Linked DNA regions of Mus musculus: regions 1 and 3 are each linked to region 2. A link is a loop called in an ENCODE intact Hi-C map of the cell type or tissue named here. Cell type or tissue: gastrocnemius. All regions are shown on one strand.

What was found. Peaks named below come from ENCODE experiments on the same cell type or tissue, not always from the same donor. Only the 100,000 strongest peaks of a DNase experiment are listed, where the experiment ranks them.
Region 1: it touches region 2 in a loop (1.8-fold over the local background); 3 of 42 quality-filtered maps call a loop at or near these places.
Region 3: a loop joins it to region 2, with 2.3 times the contacts of the local background. A loop is called at or near these places in 17 of 42 quality-filtered maps.

The regions. Positions count from the first base shown.
Region 1 is chr12:51,962,359-51,967,358 of GRCm38, reverse strand. All of the region lies in intron 1 of Heatr5a (HEAT repeat containing 5A), which reads left to right. Among named protein-coding and RNA genes, the nearest start is that of Heatr5a, 6.5 kb to the left of the region's middle. In gastrocnemius, no CTCF peak of the experiment used is centred here; no DNase peak of the experiment used is centred here.
Region 2 is chr12:51,827,225-51,832,224 of GRCm38, reverse strand. It overlaps Hectd1 (HECT domain E3 ubiquitin protein ligase 1), which reads left to right and starts at 2,689. Exons shown (of 43, transcript NM_144788.2): 1 at 2,689-3,022; 2 at 4,712-4,873. The coding sequence starts at 4,734. It overlaps Gm5785, which reads right to left and starts at 4,040. Exons shown (of 4, transcript XM_011244243.2): 1 at 3,957-4,040; 2 at 2,996-3,370; 3 at 1,670-2,935; 4 at 1-1,237. The coding sequence starts at 4,040. The coding sequence ends at 2,084. In gastrocnemius, a CTCF peak has its summit at 2,617; DNase peaks (open chromatin) are centred at 88, 2,686, 2,820 and 3,267; H3K4me3 peaks cover 4,456 bases; H3K27ac peaks cover 4,920 bases.
Region 3 is chr12:51,992,283-51,997,282 of GRCm38, reverse strand. It overlaps a transcript of Dtd2 not described here. Among named protein-coding and RNA genes, the nearest start is that of Dtd2, 12 kb to the left of the region's middle. In gastrocnemius, no CTCF peak of the experiment used is centred here; no DNase peak of the experiment used is centred here.

The sequences.
Region 1 (5,000 bases), 140 kb before region 2:
GTTGTTCCACCTATAGGGTTGCAGATCCCTTTAGCCCCTGGGTACTTTCTCTAGCTCCTCCATTGGGGGCCCTGTGATCCATCCAATAGCTGACTGTGAGCATCCACTTCTGTGTTTGCTAGGCCCCAGCATAGTCTCACAAGAGACAGCTATATCAGGGTCCTTTCAGCAAAATCTTGCTAGTATATGCAATGGTGTCAGCGTTTGGAGGCTGATTATGGGATGGATCCCTGGATATGGCAGTCTCTAGATGGTCCATCCTTTTGAAGTAATACTTCTTTTAGCTTCTTTGTGCTTTTGGGTTCTGAGACACCCAGATGCAATCTTCCATTTCAAAAAAAGAGATGGGAGAGTTTGGCATGTGGAATGCAGGATTATGGTTTTTTTAAAGAAGTACTAGCCAAAGCTGAAATAATACTCTGAGTACTTTCCGATCCTTCCTTCCGGGTTGAGACTCTTTGAAAGTAATGACTTTGAGGAACTCAGCAGGTTAATGAAAAGCTTCGGAGTGCTGGACGTGTACCAGAGTAAAGAGGAGAGGCAGGCTATGAGTTCTATAAGATGCCTCGGCAACTGTGTTAGTCGCTGCCATTCATAGCAGCCATTAGAAACCATATGAAGGAGTTAAAGGAGCATAGACATTGAAACTGGACATAGATGTTACTTCCGTCTATGTAAACTGTGTTTTCGCTTTGAGCAGATTTTCTTCCCCTCTCTTGCCTCTCAAAGTCCTTGCTTCTTTACTTCCTTCTTTGCTGTTGATCAAACCCAGGGTCTCATGCCTGCTGTGTAAGGGCTTTCCCACTGAGATAGACCCCAGCCTAAAGGCAGACTTGTTAATCCATTGTCTTTGTCAATAATAATAATAATAATAATAATAATAATAATAATAATAATAATATAGAGCTGGGTCTGGTACCACAGGTCTGTAAAATAACTGCTTTGGTGAGCAAAATAGAGTGTGAGTTGGATAGTTGTTGTCAACTTGACAGAAACTAGACTCAGTGGGGACCCTCAACTGAAGAATTGTCCTGATGACTAATTGATGTAGATGGTCTGTGCACTGTGGGCAGTGTTATCCCTAGGCACATGGGCCTTCTTGTATAGCTGAGCAGGCCAATAAGCAGTGTTCCTCCATGGTCTGCTTCAGTTTTCAACTTCAGGATTCCAACTTGACCTTGCCCTGGCTTCCTGAAATGATGGCCGTCGACGGAAGGATGAGGCAAATAAACCTTTTCATCTCCAGATTGGTTTTGGTCAGTAGTTTTTGGTTTTGTTTGGTTTGATTTTGTTTTATTTTGGTTTTTCAAGAAAGGGTTTTATTGTGTACTCCTGTACACTTCCTGGTGTCCTGGAACTGTAGACCAGGCTAGCCTCAAACTCACAGAGGTCCTCCTGCCTCTGGAGTGCTGGGTACCACTGCCTAGCATTTCACAGCAACTGAAAGTAAACTAGGACAGACACTGGTACCAGAGTGTGGGCCGTTGCTGGAAGGACCTGACCGTGTGGTCTTTTATGCCTTTGACTGTTTTGTGAGTATTTGGGACCTTAGGTTGGAAAAGCCATTGAGTGTTTCTTTTAGAGCTGTTGTAGGAGCTCAGAAGATCAGCATGCTGGGAGGAGTGCAGGTAACGGAGGCCTGGCTTCTGAAACTTCACAGGGAAGTTGGAGAGTGTCTAAAGGTTATGAAGGCCATTTGTGTGATAGATTTGAATTAAGAATGTATGAAAAGTACACCTTTGATTTACTGGGACAATAGATACTGGTTAGCTAGAGCTGAGAAATCAGCTGTGATCAACAAGAGACCAGTATCACTGAGGTGAAAACTGGGAAATATTTCCTTAGGGTGGGCACATAGAAGCTGTGGTTCAGAGGGGTTTAAGGCTGCATCTCAAACTGGCAGCTGACCTTAGTGTCATAAGTGTCTCCTATGTGGTACTGATTTTAGAGGCATGAAAGTGAAAAAGTGGGGGGGGGGGGGGTGGGCTATGAGGAGAAGCTGAGGCTTGACACTATGTAGCAGGTCAGAGTCCCTGAAGAGAGGCTGGGAGGCCATTGGTGAAGGTGCAGTCTCTGTTATAGACCCCAGCATATTAGGGATGGCAGGACCATGGAGTAACCACTAAGCTGGTGTGGGCCTGTGAGACAATTATGTGTGTGTGTGTGTGTGTGTGTGTGTGTGTGTGTGTGTGTGTGTTGTGTGTGTGTGTGTGTGTGTGTGTGTGTGTGTGTGTGTGGTGTGTGTGTGTGTGTGTGTGTGTGTGTGTGTGTGTGTGTGTAGTGTGTGTGTGTGTGTGTGTGTGAGCTGCCGAGCCCAGAAGATTGTGAGTTCCAGATGCTGGACACTGAGCCAGAGAATTTGATTTACGCTGTTGGATGTTTTTGCATTGATTTTAGTGTAGCTTTGCTTGGTCTTTCCTCTTGGAATAGGAAGTGTGGATCTTATTTTTAATTATATGGAGCTCTCAGTTGAGAAACAAGGTGATAAAAGGTCAATTATAGTTGTACAGGAAGAACAGGAAGCTTTATTTAAGAAATAGCAAGGTTTATTTAAGAAAATAAATGTCGCACACTTAAAAGTATTGTACAGCCACCACAGTAAGTGATTGTAAATATTGGCAGCCATTAAGCTTGCTGCTGGCGTTAGAGTTGGAGCAGCAGTTTTATGAAGTCATTTTTTTTTCAAGCAATGACTAAATGTACTTTGAGAAGTAGTTTTAGCCAGGTGTGATGTTGCATGGCTCGTCCCAGGTACTGCAAAGGCTAAAGTAGGAGGATCACAGGTTTAAGGTTAGCTTAGATAGCATAGCAAGACCTCATCTAAAAAAGGAAGTGCATGTCTAACATGTTGCTGCACACGTTCACTTTCAGTAGATAAATCTCAACAGAATATGAGGAAAATGAGGGCAGTGAAGCTCCTCTGTATGGAGTGTGCGGTTATATTAAAATTTAAAGGAGGCAACTCTGCCTCTGTAGACATCATCCTGAAAGCCAGACTTGAAGTCAGAGCCTCTGTGTGCAGTGTGTTTGCTTGTTCTGTTGCGAGCGAAGCTGTGTGGATCTCAGTGCAGCTGGAGGTGGGAAAATGAGGATGCCATGGGAGCTGCTGCTGCCCTTCAGAGCAGCTCGCATGAGGGTGCATGGGAGGTGTTAGTGGGAACAGTGTGCCCTGCTCACATGAGGGTGCATGGGGGCCGTTAGTGGGAACGTGTGTCCTGCTATGGGCTCCAGCCTTTTTGCTGAATTATTTATTATCACATTGTATTAGCTATTTTGCTTCTTGATAGATCATTTTACACCACAATATTGCTGCTGTCTAAGGGAAAAAAGTGTCTTTTCAGCAGTACTGTTAGCCTCCTGAAAGGGTAATTCGATTCTTAGATTGTCATTTACCCTGGTATTATGAGAGCATCTCTCTGTACACTAAGGTTAGTTTCCCTCCAGAGTCTTAGATATTGAGGACAAAAGTACAGTCTGCTTAAGTTTCTCAAGGGAAAGTATTTCTCTAGCATTTCTAAATTCTGTCCTTAATTGTGAATATTTTAGCCAGTTCATTTTAATAATTATTTTTCCTGTGTGCATGCATATAAGCATGTTTGGAACGTGGGGAACATGTATGAGGGGCTGTGCAGGCAAATACCTGAGCATGCCTGTGGAGGCTGGAAGTTGACCTCAGGAGTCCTCCTCCATCGCTTTCTATCTTATTCACTGAGGCGTGGTCTGTGAGTTGAACCCAGAGCTCCTTATATGGTTAGTCTGCCTTGGTCCAAGGATCCCGGTTTTTCCTTCCCAAATGCTGGGATGATAGGCAGGTCACCGAGCCCATTTAGCATTTACAAGGATGGGTTCTAGGATTCTAATTCCGACCATCACACTGGTATGACAGGTTCACAGTGCGCCATTTCATCAGCCCCACTTTGGTATTTTAAGAAAGGAAGGAGCTTTTAAAACAAGAAGCTAGAATTCATGTTATTTCTGTAAAACTTAATTCTTAGCAGCATTTTCCATACTGATCTTTTGGGTTTGTTTGTTTGTTTGTTTGTTTGTTTATTTGTTTGTAAATAAGATTTGATATAGCCCAGGATGGCCTTGGCTCACCTGTGTGTCTACAGATAATCTTTAACTATTTATTGCCTCTGCTTCCCAAGTAGTGGTGCCACCCACCACACAACCATGCCTAGATGTTTGTATTGTTCTTTGCCCCTTAAAAGTGACACTTCCAAAAATAAGCTAAGTTGGGCTTGTTTTGGTTTTGGGTGACTCTGGCCTCATCATGTGTATTGGGCATTGTAGCAGTAGTGGCAGGGAAAAAGCCACCAGATGGCTAGAGGACAGAACCCACACAGGTGGGTTTTCCCAGGGGCATGTCCTGGAATCTAGACATGGGTTCAAAGCAGCTAACACAAGTAAGATCCAGTGTGGGAATTCACTCAAATCTTTAAGGGATTTTCAGATATCTAGTAATTATGATGATCTGTAGTGTAAGTACTTTATACTAGGAATCACTCAGAAAGAAAAAATAAAAATTAAAACCTTCCTACATCTGACACCTGGTTTTCTAATATATCTTGCTGGCTTTCCCATTAAAATAATTAGTTTTGCTTAGTGAACCATAAGGCATGCATTTTATATATTTTAATTACCTATAGCAGTCAACCTTACTCTTCTGAACTATTTAATCTGATTCTTTTTGATGCATTAGAGAAGTCATCTCCTGTGTGTGTTACCGCACGTGTGCTTCATGTTGTTGATGCTGCTGCTTCTCTGACAGCTGCTGTGATGTTGGTTCCTAAAAGGGTCCTAGGTAGGCTCCTGGGGTCAAGTGATCCTACCCTTTCCGCTGCCTCATGGCTGGACTAGATGCTGTGTCTTCACACTGGAGCAGAAGTTTTTTTAATAAAATTAATTTTATTTGGGGTTTGTGTGTGTGTATATACCATCATATTTGTATACAAGTCAGAGGAGAACTTGCAAGAGTCAGTTTTCTCCTTCTACTCTGT
Region 2 (5,000 bases):
GGGAGTTGGTTCTCTCTCTCTCCTTTCTGCCCTGCATCACGCCCCGCCCCTGGAGAGCTGGCCTGTAAGATTCCAGGTGATTCTTCTGTTTCCTAGCTCTCCGCGGGAGGCGCCGGGACCGCAGGCACCTGTCACTGCCTGTGGGCTTTCATGTGGGTCCTAGGTTCTTGGCTTTGCCCATGCCTGCTTTTACAAAACCAGAGCCTTTTTTTATCTTACACAGGGGCACTATTACTTTCCACGGGTACCAAGAGCGCTCCGGCTGAATCACACCCTTCCAGCGTTTGGTGTTATTGGGCTTTGGTTTTTCGCCCTTCTAATGATGTTTAGAAGTCTCGAGTGTTCCCTTCCTTCCCTCTGCCCTCTTTTCCCTTCTTCAGACACGGTCATTCTATGTATTCTAGGCTGGAACCCAGTTCATTATGTAGCTGAGGAAGTTCATTATGTAGCTGAGGAAGCTCTTGAACTGCTTCTTCTGCCTGTGATGGAAATTAAAAGTCTGTCCGTCTGTCCCACCAATCCCAGTTTTAGGGCCTGGTTCTATCCAGTCCTGGACAGAGAACCCAGGCTTTGTGTGTAGTAGGTAAGTACCCTACCAACTGAGCTGTTATCTATAGCTCTAGAGTATTATTTTAAAATTTCTTTTCCTCAAAGATTTATTTAAATTACTTTTACATTATGTGCACATGTGCATGCCTGTGTGTGGGTGAATGCATGTAAACGCAGGTGCTTGTAGAGGCCAGAGGCATCAGATGTGAGCTGCCTGATATGGGTACTGGGAACCAAACGCACAGACCACCAGTGAGTATCTTCAATTTCTCAAGGCCAGATAATGTTAAGCATCTTTCATATGCTTTCTCGCCAGCCACTGGGATGTCTTCTTGGTTAAATGTCTCCAGTCTTTTACAATTTCTAATTAAGGTTTTTTTCTTTTCTTTTTTCTTTTCTGAGACAGGGTTTCTCTGTGTAGCTCTGGCTGTCCTGGAACTCACTCTGTAGTCCAGGATGGCCTCAACTCAGAAGTCCACCTGCCTCTGCCTCCCAAGTGCTGGGATTAAAGGTGTGCGCCACCACTGCCTGGCAAGGTTTTTTCTTATTCTTGGGTTTGAAGAGTTTTTCATTTGTTCTGGCCACAGTCCTGTGGTAGCTACATTGTTAGAAAGTATTTTTCCTGTTGGGGAACTTTGGAAATTTCTGCATGAGCCGTTCATAGTCTGTGAAGGTAGATTCCAGGCATCTGTATATGAAGAAACACATTGTGTTACATCTAAACAACTTACTATTATTTAGCAGTAAGAATTAAATGGGCTCCCAAGCCAGGTGTTAGCATACTTGTTAGCATACTCAGGAAGGAAGCCCTCTTGTTAGCATACTCAGGAAGCTGAGGCAGGAGGATATTGACTTTAGGCCAGCCAGGGTTACATAAGCATACCCACTTCAAAACAACAAGAAAAACAAAAAGTAAAAAACAAAACCAAATAAAAAAATCCAGTACAACAAAACAAAACAAAACACAACACAACACCAAATAAATGAGCTACCAAGCTATAAAAACTCACAGAGGATCCTTAAAGAGTGTTAGTGAATAATTCCAACTAGAAACGATATTTTGGAAAGGGCAAAACCATAAACAAAGAGATCAGTGGGAACTCTCTGTCCTTAGCCCTACCTGGCCAGGAACACATGATACAGAACAGGGTAGCCATAACTTATTCTCTGTACTTTCTGTTCAATTTGCTGTGGATCTAAAACTCTTCTAATGAAAACTTTTCCGGGTGTCTCTAATGTGCCGCCAGGGTTGAAAACTACTAGCCTCGGTCTTTGCATACAGTTCTTTCCTAAAATTAGGTATCTACTGCTATTTTGTTGTTGTTGTTCAAAGGATGAGTTCAGTATGGAGTCTTTTTCTTCCTCTTTTTCTCTCCCTTGGCTGCTCCTTCTTCATCACCACCGTCGCCGCCCTGTAGCCCAGACAAGTCTCGACCTCATTTTGTAGCCAAGGATGACCTTGAACTCCAGCCTCCAGTTCTCTAGTGTCACGGTTACGTGAGGACTCCACTAGCAGCGGCTAGTATTTGATTTTTCAACGCCCATGAAATAAAAGTTTGACGGGAATAACTACGGAAGTACAAGTGACCACGAGCCGAAGGCAACTGTGTGGGAAGTCCTCGATGCTGGCTGCTTCCCGGGACTCCACGGTGGGCAGGCAGGAGGCACGAGTTCCCGCAGCCGTCCTGGTCCCATCTGCGCCGAGGCGATAACGCCCGGCTGCGCAGCGCTCGCCGAGTTCCCAGGCTCGCTGGGAAGCGTTCTGGTAAACCGCTGGCTTTAAAAGTCCGGAGGAGGGGGTGACCCGGGCACGCCGAGCGCCTGCGAGACGGTGGCCTCCGTTCCGCAGGACTCCGGAGCGGCTCGCGCCGGGCGAGACGGGCGGAGCGTGCGCGGAGCAGCTGCTGGCGGCGCGCGCGGATTGACAGCGCGGCGACTCGGGCGCCGGGAGGCCGGGCTGAGGAGAGCCGTAGCCGACCGCCGAAGGAGCCCGGCGCCCCCCGTCGTCGCCCCGTGCCGCGGGGTCCGGCCTCCGCAGCGCCCCAGGTGGCCGCGGGCAGGGCGGCCGGGAGGCGTTCGCTCCGCCTCCGCCGGCGCGGCCTTCACCAGCCTCCCCGCCCGGCGCTCGGCCGACCCTTCTCCTGCCCCCGCCCGGCTGGCGATGGACGCGGCGTCTCCCCGCTGCCGCCGACGGCCCCGCGCGGACCTGGCTCTGAACCGCAGGGTCTGAGGAGCCGCGTGCTGGGGTCGGGACCCGCGCTGGCTGCCGCCGCTCGGGGGAGCCTCTCGCTTCCTTGTCACCGGGTCCCCGCGGAGGAAGGGGAGGGACGAGACACGGCTTTTCCTGTGCCGCCTGCCTGGCTCGACCTGCGCGGCCTGCGGTTTCCTAGGAACTCGAGGGCCGCGGCCGGGCCAGGCTCTGCCCGCGGCCTGCTTGGAGCTGGACCGGAGCTGTTTGGTACGGCGAGCCAGGGTAAGAGCCTGCGGTCAGGGTAGGCGGGGGCGCTAGGCGCTGTCGGCAGGCTGGGCCTGCGCGAGGATCCGGGCCGCCGAGTCCAGCGGCGGGCGCGGAGCTGGACCCCAGCGCGGTGAGGTCGGTCTTCCGCCGTCGCCTCTGCGTATCGGGCCCTTTGTTCCCCTCTCCGGGCCTTACGGGGCTTGGCTTGTTGGCTTCGGAGCTCCGGCTACGCGCTCCTTGTCCTTGGTAAGGCTCAGCCGCCCGGCGGGGACCGGGGACGTCCCGCTGGGCCTCCGAGTTCCGGGAGACCCGCACCCCAGCCGCTCGGCGGCTTCCTCTTGAGCTCGCAGGTTTGCTGCTTCTCTAGAACTTCGCCCTCCGCCCGGAGGCAGGTAGCTAACTTAGCCAGGTTGGCTGTCAGCGTCGCGGCTCCGGCCTTGATCAGGCCGAGGACGATGGGGCAGCCCCGCCGGGCGCGGCCGATGGGTGCCCACCGCGACCCGCCTCTAGGTTCCCACACCGGCAGGTGGATTGCGTGGGACGCAACGCTGTCCTTTGGTCGGGCATCTAGAAGCTTTTGTAATGACTTGCCTGCCTAGACTACTTCTCAAAAAATTTTTTACATAAAAACTAACTGCCCCATCCTATGGGAGAAAGAATGTCTGCCTGTCTGTCCGTCTGCCTGGGGGGGGGTGGTAACCTGTTAGTTGTATTTACTTTAGCATCAAGCCCCCCCCCCAAAAAAAAAAAAGTTTTAAGAACATTTGCCTAGATTACCAGAAGTTCTTATCAGTATTTACTTCCGCATAGGTAGATTTCATATCTAATTACTGTTTGTATTTGGGCATATTTTAGGAGTAAGTTTGAGAATTCAAAACTCGTGAGAAGGGAAATTCAATCCGAAGAAGAATTGGATTGGAAAGTGGTCTTTAAAACTACTGGATCTGACCCGTATCTGAAGCTCCGATTTTTGGTGGAGTTTGGGGGGAGGTTGCAGGAAGAAGTTGACTGGTAAAAGAACTTTTTTGTACATGTTTTTTGCCTTTTGGCACAGACATTGGTGATAACAGTACTGGGATCCAAAACTTGTTTCATAGTGTTTGACCAAGACAGCTCTGGTTTCTAGTTAACTAGCAACCTAATCAGCATATATTCATTCCAGTGTTAAACTGTTTTGCCTTGAGGGTTTTTGCATTAAGCCCAGGAAGTAGACTGCTGCATATGTAGCATACTTTTTGAAGTAATACTTTGCAGTTTGGAAAGTTTTTTTTTGTTGTTTTGTTTTTGTTTTTTCAAGACAGAGTTTCTCTGTATAGCCCTGGCTGTACTGGAAATCAGCTTTGTAGACCAGGCTGGCCTTGAACTCAGAAATCTGCCTGCCTCTGCCTCCCTAGCGCTGGGATTAAAGGAGTGTGCCACCATGCCCGGCTGGAAAGTTTTTTTTTTTAAAGCATATATATTTGCTTATTTTGTGTGTGTGCAAGTATGTGTGCGTGTGCATATCACAGTGCAATATGGAAATTGGAGAATAGCTCTGTATGTATATACATATACACATGCATGTGTGTGTGTGTGTGTGTCTCTTGAGGACCTGAGGACCTTACAGAAACTTGGTTCAAGCAGATGTACAAGAAAAAAGTCTTTACACAGGCTGATCAGTTCTGAACAAATGTTTGAAAAACCCGTTTCCCTTTTTCAATTTAGGCAAAGGAGCATTTTAAAGACAATGGCAGATGTAGATCCTGATACGTTGCTGGAATGGCTGCAGATGGGACAGGGAGATGAAAGGGACATGCAGCTAATAGCCCTGGAGCAGCTATGCATGCTGCTTTTGATGTCTGACAATGTGGATCGCTGTTTTGAAACGTAAGTGCATTCCTGCATCACCTTCCTCTGCGCCCACTGTGCTGACATCTGTTTCCAGCTATTTGCTGACTTCAGTTTGTGTGAAAACTTTGCTAGGGAACTTTAAAATACCCCTTTAGACATTTCT
Region 3 (5,000 bases), 170 kb before region 2:
GCACACCCACCTTCTTGTAAAGCCCGTAGCAGCCTAGTTTCTTCACCTGCACGTACTATGCTCATGCACCCCTCTCCAAACAACTCATAGAGCCACCCCAGAATGCCCTCGAACCGCCTCTTGAATCAGGCTGCCATACTCCCGTATCTGGACAATAACATTAGTTTCTTCCACCCCTAGTAAATTAAATTTAGATGGTTTCTAGCCCATGTTATCTTCAAAGGATCAGAGTAGGAAGAATAGGGTCTAACCTGAGCTAATTGTGGGTGTATATCCAGTGAGACAAAACTGCTCTGTAGTAAGCTTTTAAAGAGATTCCACTATTTACCAACTTCTGCCTATGCATAATTGGGCATACAGATGATTAAAGTCCAATGTATTATTGGAAGGGATAGGAATAGTAGGAAAAATAAATGTATGACTTGTCTGTCAGAGTAAAAACCACCCAGATTGATCCCCCTAATAGCTAATTCCCCACTCTTGAACCCCATAAAAAGAATCCTCAAGCAAGTCCAACATATTATTTACTTATTTATGAGATTTTTTAAAAATGTATATGGGTGTATTGCCTGTAGTATGTCTGTATACCATATGTATGCCTCAAGAAGTAGAATTATAGACAATTATTAGCTGGCTGTGAGCTACCATGTGGGTGACTTGGGAACTCAAGTCCTCTAGAAGAGAGCCAGTGAGCCCCCTCTGCAGCCCTAAGACCTATAGTTGTTTAGTTTACTGAATAAGAGGAGTTTCTGAAGGGGAAGGGTTACTGGAAAGTTTACTTTTCATTCTGAACAGGGACCTTGATAGTGACTTTAAATACATGCTCATTCTGATGGCTCCTACCTTCTTGGCAAGCTGTCTCCAAAACTGTATTTCTAGAACATGTCTTTATCTAAAGTACTACAGGGCTAGAAGTTGTTGTAACCTTTTATCTTCAGGACAAAGTCTACACACTAGAGGTTGGAATCAAGGCTTTGAATACAGTCAGCCAACTGTAGTGAGTTCTGACCAAGAGTAAATGTCTAACATGAAATCATTCTCTTGTGATAACAGTATGGTTGTTATTCTCCAAGACAAGTAGCATAGAATCCTGTATTATTTGATAGTGATATTTGGTAACTTGTTCTTATCTGTGGAGCCAACAGATCATTAGTTATTTTTCATAAGTCAGAACCTTAGGGAATAATTTTCAAAGAAAGAGCAAAGTCCAAGAGACCAAAAACTCTACAAGAAGCAGAAAAATAGAAAGACAAGAAACGTTGTTGAGCAAAGGAGCTTTTCAGTACATAAACAAGAGGCCAGCAAGATGGCTCAGGGGGTAAAGGTACCTGCTATTAAGCTTAATGATCTAAGTTCAATTCCTGGGACCCATATTGCAGGAAAGAACAAACTGCCAGAAGTTGTCCTCTGACCTACACACACACACACACACACACATACACAGTGTGACACAGTGTCACAAATCAGTCAATAAATAAAATATGAAAAACAATTACAAATGCTAAAGAAAAACAGGTCAGAGGAGAGGCCTGCAAACCTAAGCTATGAGTTTTCAGACAGGTTCTATCCTAATTACTTTTCTGTTGCTGTGAGGAGACACCATGACCAAAAGAATTTATAAAATAAAGGTTTATTGGGGGCTTTTTTTAACAGATCTTCCCTCGAGTCTATTGTAAAAATAGCATAGGACACTGGTCATCTGCAAATAGTGTGTGGGTAGGTGTGTCCCAGCAGTCCATCTGTCTTCACACTGGCAGATAGAAGCCTTTCCCATGGGGCCTTCACAGGGGCCTGGGCTCCTTTGGGAGCCTGAGCTGGAGCTGAAGCCTGGGCCTTAGCTGGAGCTGTGTGGCCCCTGCCTTGGTTTGAACCTCGGGCTTTGGTTGGCAAAGCCTCTGACCCTTGGCCATGTAGCTTCGAATCTGCTTCCCAAGCTTGGGGTGAGCGATGAAAGCCAGGCGGCTGAGTTTACAGCTGGGGCCCTTTGGCATCTTGGGCCTGATAGACTGAGGCTTCACCAGGGCCTTGATGGCCTCTGCGCATGCGTGCACTCGCTGCCTTTGCATTGTTGGCCTGCATCTTCTTCAGGCCTTTCCTGTAGTGCTTCTTGGCAAAGCGCATGTTCCTCAGGAACTTGGGGTCAACCCCCTTAAGGGATTCGTATCTTTGTGACTAGCGTGTTTTGATGCCATTTCTGTGCCATTTGTGGGACTGGTTGTGTGTAATGTGGTTCTTGGACTTGGCCACGTCTTCACGGTAACCCGCGGCTCCCGCAGCGCCTGGGACCAGAAGAGAAAGAGTACTGGGGGCTTTTGTTAGAGCTTCAGAGGATTATTCCATGACCATCCTGTGGGAGCACAGCAGGAGGCAGGCAAGCATAGTGCTGGAGCAGTAGCTGAGAGCTCACATACTGAGACTGTAACCATGAGAAAGAGAGAGCCAACTAGAAGGGCATGAGGTTTTTAAACCTCAAAGCCACCCTCAGTGACACACCTCCTTCAACAAGGTCACACCTCCTAATCCTTCCCAAACAGTTGCACCAACTGGGGTTCAAGCATTCAGGTATACGAGTCTGTGGGGCCATTCCTATTCAAGCTACCACTCGGTCTTTCAACAGTCGGGATTCCCACATTTTATAGAAGGCACTATGTCAGCCTGTGCCAGACTCACCAAGGGAAGCTCTTAAAGGGCAGTTCTAAATCACAATCTCAGGAATGGCTTTACTCTTAGTGTTTATTGGGGTTTTATTTTTTCTGTCTTGTTTTATTTTAAGTTATGAAAGCATGAAGCAAATTGTTTCACAGGGTATCCAAGAGAGAAGGAAATTAGGTCCCCAAGCCAGGTGAGCAGCAAGTGAGGAGAAGATACCTTGAGGACATCAGAGACCAAGTATACAGGGGCCTGGAGACGTCTAGATATGACCAAGCTGCACAACTGGAAGATGGAGAGGATACTGGCTCTTCTAGGGAGTCCTGCCAGACTGAGTCCTCACCCCGACATTGGCATGACAAGCCTTAGCAACACTAGAGTGAAGGAGAGATGCCAGGCCCCTAAAGGCTCCTTTTGAGCTCTACAGAGCCTCCTGTGGCTGTCTGGTGTGAGTGTCTGAGGGGACCAGGATGCAACAAACTTCTGCCTATCCCACCAGAATACCTGGGAACTGGACTCTCCAGGTGGTGCTCAAGCTAGCAATAAAAGCTGTGAGTACACTAGCCAGAGTGTGTGTGTCTCAGGCTTGAGAGGGGTGGGACAGGGCTGGGCAGGCAGTTGGGAGGAGAGCACTAGGCATCTAAGGTCCAAGTGAAAGACTTAATCCCCAAGGGAAGGGCCCCAACTAGGCCCTTGAAAGCACCACAGTCACTGATTGTCAAGGTCTTCAGATGAGTGTTGAAGCAGGACATTGGTCATGTCAGAAAGGAGTTTTGCTGACAGAAACTAGGAGCCTAGGCTTCAGAGGGCCTGTGTGGACAGGGGTTTGGTGAGAGAAGAGGGAGTCATAACAACGTGGAGTCAAGAAGGGGTCAGAAAAAAGGAGGTGACAGAAGGAAGTCAGTCTGTACCCTAAAGCCCTGGATAATACAAGAATGGACTTCAAGAGCAGGGCAAAGGTGCTCCATGCCTTTAGTTCAGCATGTGTGAGGGAGAGACATGCAGATCTGTCTAGTTCAAACTCAGCCTGGTCTACAAAGTTCCAGGCAAGCCATGGTTACATAGTAAGACCCTAGCTCAAATACAGGTGGGACACTTTAAGTCCAGGTCAGGTACATCATGAGCAGAGAAAATCCACAGAGGTGATATCACTAAAGTAACACGGCTGCTTCCCAGGAACTGAGAGGAGCAGTCTGGCTAGATGACCGCAGATGTCTAGGCCTGGATTCTCCAAATGTGTACTACAATATTTTCTGTCTCTCCTCGAAGGTTGTGCTTGCTAACCATAGAACAGGACAGCATCGTTCTGGGTGGCATTATGTGACCCATCAGTTAAGTAGGACAGATTGGGAAGGTCCAGGCCAGCTTGAACTTCTCTTTCAGCCACTGGCTTCTGTCACTGTCGGGAGTAGACCCCTCCTCTGTGGTACATCTCTTCTCATAGTTACAGACTGTATTCCAGGAGTGGGCTGAGGCAGCCCCCAAACGTCCCAGAAATCTGATGTCACAGGCATGGTACTAGTGCTGTGGACTGAATCTACCCTTTACAAGATTTTTCAATATGGCTTAACTATTTATATGGTGTTAGTGAGCATTCTACTCTGAAGAAGCTTAATAAAATTTGACCTATTTAGCCTTTACCCTGAAAACAAAAAGAATTCATATATTGCATCCTATGTAACAGCATTTGATAACATACCTGTAGTTTTAAAATTGTGAAGTTGTGTTTTTTGGGTTTTGTGGATTTGGGGTTTTGTTTTTGTTTTTGTTTTTGTTTGGTTCGGTTTGTTGTTATTGTTGTTTTGGAGAAGTTTCTTTTCAAGGATGTGTCTGACAATACTACAAATGTAGCTTTTGGGCCCAGACTTGAGGTCTGAGCTTTGTATGACTGTGAATAGACTATGGTCACTTCCTCCTTCTGGTACTCTTGATTTACTTTGAAGTCATAATATAAGCTTCTTTGTGAAAAAATATGATCACCTTCAAAACTTAATTTCCTCAGTGCCTAATTATAATCAGATAACTGTCCTCGGGGCTTCTCTCCCTTTCTTTCATATGCACTTGCCTTTGGTAACCCAAGGTGTTGAAAATGTTCTTCTAGCTTTTGCTTCATACCTCATCATGAACAGTTTCTTTTCAATTGTAGTCACGGTCTGAATCTTCCAGTCAGCAATGGAGCTGAGGGCTGTGTGAAGTGGTTTCAGACATGATCCTTAACTGTACGACTTTCTTCTGTTAGGTAGACACAAACATGCACAGGATAGTATATGGTCTGTGATGTCTCAGCGAGGCCATCTATAGAATATAAAATAACAGAATACTTCTCACTATGGTGGTAAAAGGGCATATAG